Linked DNA regions of Mus musculus: region 1 is linked to region 2. A link is a loop called in an ENCODE intact Hi-C map of the cell type or tissue named here. Cell type or tissue: heart. All regions are shown on one strand. Region 1 overlaps D5Ertd615e (DNA segment, Chr 5, ERATO Doi 615, expressed). Region 2 overlaps Ldb2 (LIM domain binding 2).

Region 1 (4,000 bases), 800 kb before region 2:
AGTCTTCCTAAGTGTGCAAGTGTGATGTAGGCTATGTGGTCAGAAAGTAGCCCCATAGCTGTTGCCTTCAGGGACTCATAGCAGGTGCACTGCTGGTGTGACAATGACCTGCCATGCAGAGTGCTCATGCTCCTTGGTCTCTTTGCTGAGATATTTCCATACAAACTCACGTTACAGTCCATTCCTCTTATTATAGATTTTTGGTTTCTCAAGATAAGTATGGGTTTTTGTAAGCTCAGTCCATTTTGTAAAATTATTAATTTTGAGAGCAAACACGTACAAACATGGATTTAAAATAAGTCTCTCTTTGTCTCTGTCTCTCTCTCCATATATGTAATTATACTTTGTCCTTCTCTCCCATTGCCCCCTCCTGTGTCCTATTCTACTGGGTTGTTCCCAGTTATCTTTGTGTTTTTCATTAATATATTTTATTATATATACGTTTATCTCTGTTTAAATATTTTTCTCTTCTTTCATTAGTCCCCCATGTGTATGTGTGTGTGCCTACATACATGCAGCTCAGTTCTTTCAATTGCCCCATAGAATAACAGGATAGAACTCTGAAAGAATAGGTAGCATATTTTCATATATTTCCTTATTTCTTTACTGATTCCCTCTGGTTCAGTGTTTTGGGCACCTTCTTCTATGCATAGATCCAGCCCAAGCCCCTCTAGTTTTTAATTTGCTGCTGAGAAGTTAACTGCTAATCAGTGCTGTGACTGCAGGCACAAAGAGTGTAGACAGCACTCCACTCTCGTACAAGAAAGAGGCACCAGATCAGCATGGGGGCAGGGAGATCAAAACTGTAATTAAACTGAGGCCTGAGTGGCTTCTCTTGGCATTCAATATAGGAGAACATTGCCAGACTGTAGAGCCCTCAAGCCCTGCCCCCACCCGGACTGTAGAGCCCTCAAGCCCCGCCCCCACCCCAGACTGTAGAGCCCTCAAGCCCCGCCCCCATGCCCACAGACCTGCTCCCTTAGGATGGTTCTACTCAAGTTGAACCTACTTCCTTTGAGGTTTATTTCGAAAATGTCCTACATTGTTTTTCTCTTTTCACAGCCACATATTTTCTTTTGACTGACATTTGGAGAGAATATTGCTCATTTGGTAGAATCTCAATGTCTTAGACTAATGTTTTGGCATAGATCTACTGGGAAATTGCTCTGTCATCAGCACCCCGTTAACACACCTCTGAACGTGTGTGTGTGTGTGCGCGTGTGCAAGTTTGTGCACAGGTTGCATTCTTTTGAAGAATTTACTATTGTTTAATCTTCCCAGGATTTTAAAATATCAATTGAAAAATACTCCAAAATAAAGCACATATGTTAAATTAAAACAAAATTTGAAGGAAAGTGCCTTAGATGTCCAAAAGTATAAGAACTAGGAGGCTATATGAATAGCAAGCTACAGGCGAACCCTCTCCGTTTATGAAATGAGCTAGACATTTAATTGCAATGATATGGTTTGAGATCAGGCACACATAGCTACCGTAGGGAGGCAGAAGCTAGTGTAGTGAGCATGATTAGGGTAGGGAGATCAGATTTTTATCCCCAAGGCAATCAAATAGTGAGAGAAAAATTTAAACCTGGGAGTGACATCATTGACTGCATGAATTATGGCTTCCACATCCAGAGGGGTGTGGCAGGAGGCAAAGGGCTGGGCAGGAAGCTTTGGCAGCAGCAGCAGAGAAGATAAGACCTTGGCCAAGAATGAGTAGGAAGGACATTGCAGTTGTGAGTCAGAGGAGGCCCACCATCTGCTTCAGGCCCTTTGACCTTCTAGCAAAGTACTGACTTCTGCCAAAACTACAGCAATAATCCCTGGAGTTCTCAACTGAGCCTTTTTCTCTAGTGTGGACAAGAGGGCTAATATTGCTTTTTTGACACATTCCTTATTTTCACGCTGACACACTCCTACTCATGAGAAACTCCTGCAGTATCCCAGGATCATAGTATCTCTTCATTTGTCTTCAATGCATTTCCAAAATCTAATGTATTTTTGTGGGAAGAACTGTGTGTGTGGGGGGTGGTGTGGTGTGGGGTGGGGTGAGGTGGGGTGGGGTGGGGTGGGGTGGGGTGAGGTGGGGTGAGGTGGGGTGGGGTGGGGTGAGGTGGGGTGGGGTGGGGTGGGGTGAGGTGGGGTGGGGTGGGGTGGGGGGGTGGGTGTGGGTGTTGGCTGTGGGTGTTGGCTGAATTAGAGAAGGTACATTTTCTACTTCCTTAGCCAACAGATGCTGGTAGGATTAGCTATTAACTTTAAAAGTCATGTATCAAACTGGTATCATTTGTGAAAAGCAGTATGCCTTAATTTTCATTGAGGTGACTCTTCAGTTTATGTTGAAGAAGTAAACAAGACAATAATGTGAGGAATAATATCTGATTTTAAACATGACATAATTTAGAAAGTTATAGACATACCTTTCTCCTTCAACCACTGAAGCTGCAAATTAGCGATTGCCTTCATTTTGATATATCTATTATGTGTTTGAAGCAGTTACATGCCCTCAGATTCTGTGTCTTATAAACCTAGCTGTGTTAGGAAGACAGACCTAAGTGTGTGTGTGTGGGGGGGTGTGGGGGTGGGGGTGGGGGCAGAATCAGAATTGGGATTGTGGACCACTTTTGAGAATTCATCTGTGGGTCTAGGTAGCAGAAAGGAGAAGCCAGGAGGCTACAGGCTTGTGGTGACGCAAGAGTTGTTTCAGGTCACTGAAAGAGATGACTCCACTACTGTGGGGGAAGGGAAAGCTTGAGGGACACCCCAGTTGACCTTGCTACTGTCCCACAGTATGCTGCTTTCCCACGGCAGACAATTCCCCCTGATAGGGGTAGGTGCCAGGCAGGGCTTCTTAAATTGGGATGAAGCGGTTTAGATGTTTATGGAGATTTCCAAAATGAAATCATGTTACACAGTGAGTAATTTTGCCCAAGTATGTATGTGTTCATGTTTTCTTTCTCAGAAACCTTTCCCTACCTTTGCTTGGGTAGCTTCTGTACCTAATTGTCACAAGTGCGATGCTTTTAAATAGCAGAAATGCATTCTCCAGCAAGTCTAGAGAAAGTATGACTTCCAGGGGCCAGCAGGTTCTATTTTTTTTCCTGGAGACTGAGGTAGAAATTTTCCTATGCTCCTCAACAACAGAAGGCTCCAGGAATCCCCACAGACACATCACTCACTCCAACTTCTGCCTCTCTCTTCCCATGATTTTTCTCCCCCTGACCCCTGGGTGTCTCTTTGTCTCAAATCTCCTTCTCTTTTCTCTTATAAATATAATAGTCATTGAATTTAGGGTCTACTCTAGATCCAAAATGACCTCATCCAGAAATCTTCAGCTTAGTTAAAGCGACAAAGAGTCCAGTTCTAAATCACCTTACATTCAGGTCCTTGTTACCAGAGTTAGGATTTAGACATATCCTTTCTATCTTCTGCTTGAACCTGTGCTATACTACCACCAAAACCAAGAACAAAATATGATTTCCCCAACTCATGCAACTAATTCTGCTGGGATGAAAAAGGATAAAGAAGAATGTGCCACAGATGCCATTAATCTAGGGATAGAGTGCGGGCATGCCCTTCTACAGCAGTGTGGCCTGGCCAAGCATGAGGTGTGTGTCAGTGACTAAGGGAGGCGCTAGTATCATTGTAGAGTAGGGCTGGGTTGGATCTGAATGTGTTTCTGGAAGGAGAGTAGGCAGGAGAAGAACAACCAAGATCCTAGAGGTGAAGGCAAAGAGAGAGGAAGAAGAAGCCAGTGTAGGTCAGGAGTAGGTGGGAAAGTAGGACTTGAGATTGGGAGAGAAATAGCTGGAGCCACTGGAGAGGAAGGGGGCCAGGTTGTGAAAAGGTCAGCCTGGTAAAAGACAGAAACTGAGGCATTGTTTTAGGTGCACTGGAAACCCCTGGGGGGCCTTGGCAATGACCAAGTAATCTAGAAGTGGGAATCACATTCCTGGTACTTTCTGCTGTGCGCTGCACATTTGTACTTAGGACAGAAATT
Region 2 (4,000 bases):
TTGCAGAACATAAAGTTGTACATACATGTCTCTCTACCTTGTTCTCATCACCCAAGACTACCATACAACTCTAGAAAAGCCATCAGTAAAAACACGCTCCTCCCTTAGGCCAACGCTAAAAGAGTCCTGTGAAGACACTCTGACGTCCTAAGGTGGGTACATGATACCAATTGTGGAGGCATGCCACACTGGAGTAAGACGGACTATAAGACCATCCTTACTGTGTCTTGCCCATTGACATGAAAGCATCGCCCTGCCCCTTGGGGTGCATATGGAGACTGAGATTGAGAAAGCACCTCAAGAACATTAATCATAGTTTGCCCTGCACAGGCTTTGGGAGCCAAGCCAAGTCCACTCAAGCTTGGACTTTAAAACTGCCATCCCCACAGGTGCTGTAGACAGGGCACTCATTGTTATTTAATGGTCCCCAGGCAGATACTAAGTGAGTGTTCGGCTTGCTTCTCCACTATGTTCCCACCCCTGAGTTTATACTCATTTTGCTGGAGAGTTGAAATTGTCGCTTGGTGCTCTGTGTGGAGAGTGAACTGGAGTGATTAATAATTCAGAGCCCTCACATGCTGTGTGATATGAATTGTGTTGATAATTACATGATTATGAATCTGGTTTGAAATATTATTAATGCTGGAACTATCAATACGTAGAAGCTTTACCCTTCAGTGGGGTTTGCTCTGCAGCTGGCTTGAGCCTCCAGTAACCATTGGATGACCCTGTTTGGTGGCCTCATCTGCATTCCCTTTGAGTACATTTAATTAAAATTTCAAGTTGAAAAGAATTGCAGCTTCCTTGTAATCCTGAATGGAATGTTATTAAGCCTGTGTGTTCTCGTCCTAAGTGACCACCTACCAACAGGGTGTCTGGCCTTACTGATCCAGAGGTGATGAGAGAGCTGGCCTTCTCTGTCTGTCTTGCTCTCCTATAAGTTTCAGGCTTATGGACTAGAGACTAAACTGATGCTCAGAGTCAAACTGAGGACTGTGCCGGAAGTTTTATTTGTGTCACGAACATTTTTTAATCATAACATTTTGTTTTTATTAACGTAAGAAACTGAAGCAAGTTGATGATATACATCTGTGATGTGCTGTGATAACCTGACGTATGTATACTGTGTGCAATGGCCAAGCCATAGAACACATTCACTTCCTTTCCTTGAACACTGATCATGCTCTGTGTGTGTGCTCTTCAAACTCATCTGCTTTAACTCAGTCCGACAACACTGAACCTGAGGAGAGGCACATCACTGTAGGCCCAAGGTGAGCTTTAAATCTAGGTCTGACTCAAAAACCCAGGCTCTTTCCTGGCCTGCTGCAGGCATAATCTACATATAAAATGTGCTGCTTATTAGCAATGGTTTAGAAATTCTCCAAAATCTAGAACTCTGTGACACTAGCCAATAGATCCAAGAATAAACTAACAAAATATTATAAGAAGAAATGTTTCCTAAGGTATTTTTAAAAACATGTTTTACTCCAAATATATTGATTGTGCTCTATTGACTGCCTAAGACCTTTTGAAGGCATCTCAGGGCCATCTTCAGATCTGTGAGTTACAGTCAAGGACTGTTCTGAGGATATTGGATGATGATGGCCACCCTAATTTCATCACAAAGTTCCTTTTCTTCCCCCATCCTCCCAGCTGCTTGAGCTTGTGAGTTCATCCATAGTGGGAACAAGAGTCTACTGACTGGCTTTCAACTTCCTAACTCCTAGGAAGTAGCTCCCATCTAAGTCAGGTCAAAATGACACAGGGAGATCAGTTTGTCCTGGAGAAGAATGACAGTTCCTCAAATCAGAGAGGACCTGAGAAAGCCGACTGCACAGCCCCAGGATCCAGGGCTACTGGAAGTTAGTACCATATCTGAAGAAGACACCCACAGCTCTGGGTTTGAAGAAGCCTCGTGACTATTGCTCTGTATACTGTGTCATGGAGACAAATAAATAGACATCGCTCATTAGAGAGACAGGAAGATCAACATTTGTCCAATGTTCACCTCCCCAAATTACATCTGATTTTAAGAATCTCACAATGAACCCACCTCAGAGTAGGAGACTCCAAGACTACCAATAAAGTTCAAAATATGCTACTATTAATAGAGGTGGAACTTAAGAGTGGGGGCTAAATGCCTGGACCTTTGTCAGCTGATTGATCATTCCTTTGTAAGCAACTGGTTTTACTTTCGCTGTTGTAACATCAATCTACAGTCCACTGGCTAAAGGCCAAGCTGGCCTTCACCTTGGCACGGGACCATATTCTGTGACTCAGTGCTTCTTGTCCATTTATTAGTGCTGCAGACTTCCTATAATTCAGTCTAAAAATGGCATCCTGTGGAAAACACTGCATTTGTGATTGAGCCCCAGTAAAGAGGCACTCGAGTGTATGTATGTCCCTAGAGAGAACACGGTGAAGCCCTAAACCCATCATCTGTTATGTGCCTTCAAAACCTTAATTCCTATCACAATTTTAAAGTAAGAGAAAAAAAAATGGAAGGAAAGAGAAAGGTAAAGAAAAATGCCCATTCCTGCCCCACCCCTCCACTAAGGAAAAAAAAAAAAAAACAAAAAAACTCTCAGTCTAAAAAAAAAATCTATTTTTAATGCTCAAGACGATGGTGGTGAGGGAGATTGAAACCACAGAAAAAGGCTTTTATTAGAGGCTTTAATTCCAAATGGAACTCAGTTGCATTCATCACAGGTCTTATTCTCCATTTGCTCATTAGTTTGAACGACAAAGTCTCCGTGAAAATCTACGGATATGGGTGCTTCCTCATCTGATACCTTGCCACGTCCTCTCCTGAGTGTTTTTAGACAAAACTCGTTTTGATTGTGGGCGCTCCTAAACCGCACCCCTGATTTGAAAGTGTCTGTTCCTCTGCTCAGCTCCGCCAGCCCTCAACTGTGGGTGACGATCCTCTAAACCTATGATTGATTTGGGACCCCGAAGAACTTGAAGGAGACAAATGGTGTTTGGGAAGCAGAGGAGGCTGCCAAGGACACAGGTGAAGAGTGACAAGGGATGTGTTTCATAATCACAATGAAGACCAGCAAGGGCGATATGATCTCACACTGTATGGGAAGATGTGACTGGTGCGTGCAGCTGGCTTACCAAAAGTCAGGAGCTGACGCAGAACTCCCGAGGAAAACATTGTTTGCCTTTCAGAGGAATTAAGGGAAAGGAAATATCACTCTCCAGCTTCATATCGACAGCAACGAGGGGCTGGGAAATTGCTGTTTCCTAAGCTGTTTCCGAAAGATACAGTTGTGAGCTGGGGGGTTACAGGGAGGTAACAGAAACCAGAATGGCCCAAAGCTGCCCTAAGAAGAAAGGGCTTGGCCACCTGCTTCTCAGTCAGCTTGAAAGAGATAACCACTTGCCGGCAGCAGAGGGGAGTGGAAAGAGAACGGGAACTTTAGGATAACCCATTTGTTCCATGGGTTGTTAGTGAGCACCTGCTGTTTGCTGAGCGCTTTTCTGCCTGTTGACCAAAGGAGCTGAACACACACTGATTCCATGACTGGTTAGTTAGTACTCTGGGGACAAAGTACTTAACACCTCTAAAAACAAAACAGAGAAACGGGGTGGGGGGGGGGGGCTGGGGCAGGGGCACAGATCCAGATCTATAGCCATTGTCATGAAGATAGCCTGAGAGAATGTATGGATGTAGATAGAATAAGATCATGTATGAATGGAGAATCACCTTCATCTCTCGGAGCCTGATTGCTTTGATCTTAAGAACAGACAGTAAGGCCGAGCTCCCAGAGCCCACCCATTGTTTAAGGGAAAGGCAAATCCAGCCCGCCCAACCATACATACACCAAAATAGTAGCTGGCAGTTTCGGAAGTCCTTCTGCTAGCACACACGAACAAAATTGAGTAAAGTCAAGCTTTAAGAGCATCTTGCTGGGGAGAAATGGGAACAGTCATTTAAAGGATACCTGGACCTTCAAAGCGAGGCTTTATCATGCAGATAACCCCAGAAGAAAAC

What was found. Hi-C counts contacts between places; a loop is a spot of excess contacts. Peaks named below come from ENCODE experiments on the same cell type or tissue, not always from the same donor. Only the 100,000 strongest peaks of a DNase experiment are listed, where the experiment ranks them.
Region 1: it touches region 2 in a loop (3-fold over the local background); 3 of 42 quality-filtered maps call a loop at or near these places.

What each region holds. Positions count from the first base shown.
Region 1 is chr5:45,290,225-45,294,224 of GRCm38, reverse strand. The region is part of intron 4 of D5Ertd615e (DNA segment, Chr 5, ERATO Doi 615, expressed); the gene reads left to right. Among named protein-coding and RNA genes, the nearest start is that of Gm46912, 130 kb to the right of the region's middle. In heart, no CTCF peak of the experiment used is centred here; a DNase peak (open chromatin) is centred at 1,694.
Region 2 is chr5:44,493,554-44,497,553 of GRCm38, reverse strand. The region is part of intron 5 of Ldb2 (LIM domain binding 2); the gene reads left to right. Among named protein-coding and RNA genes, the nearest start is that of Gm40297, 65 kb to the right of the region's middle. In heart, no CTCF peak of the experiment used is centred here; DNase peaks (open chromatin) are centred at 2,253 and 3,303.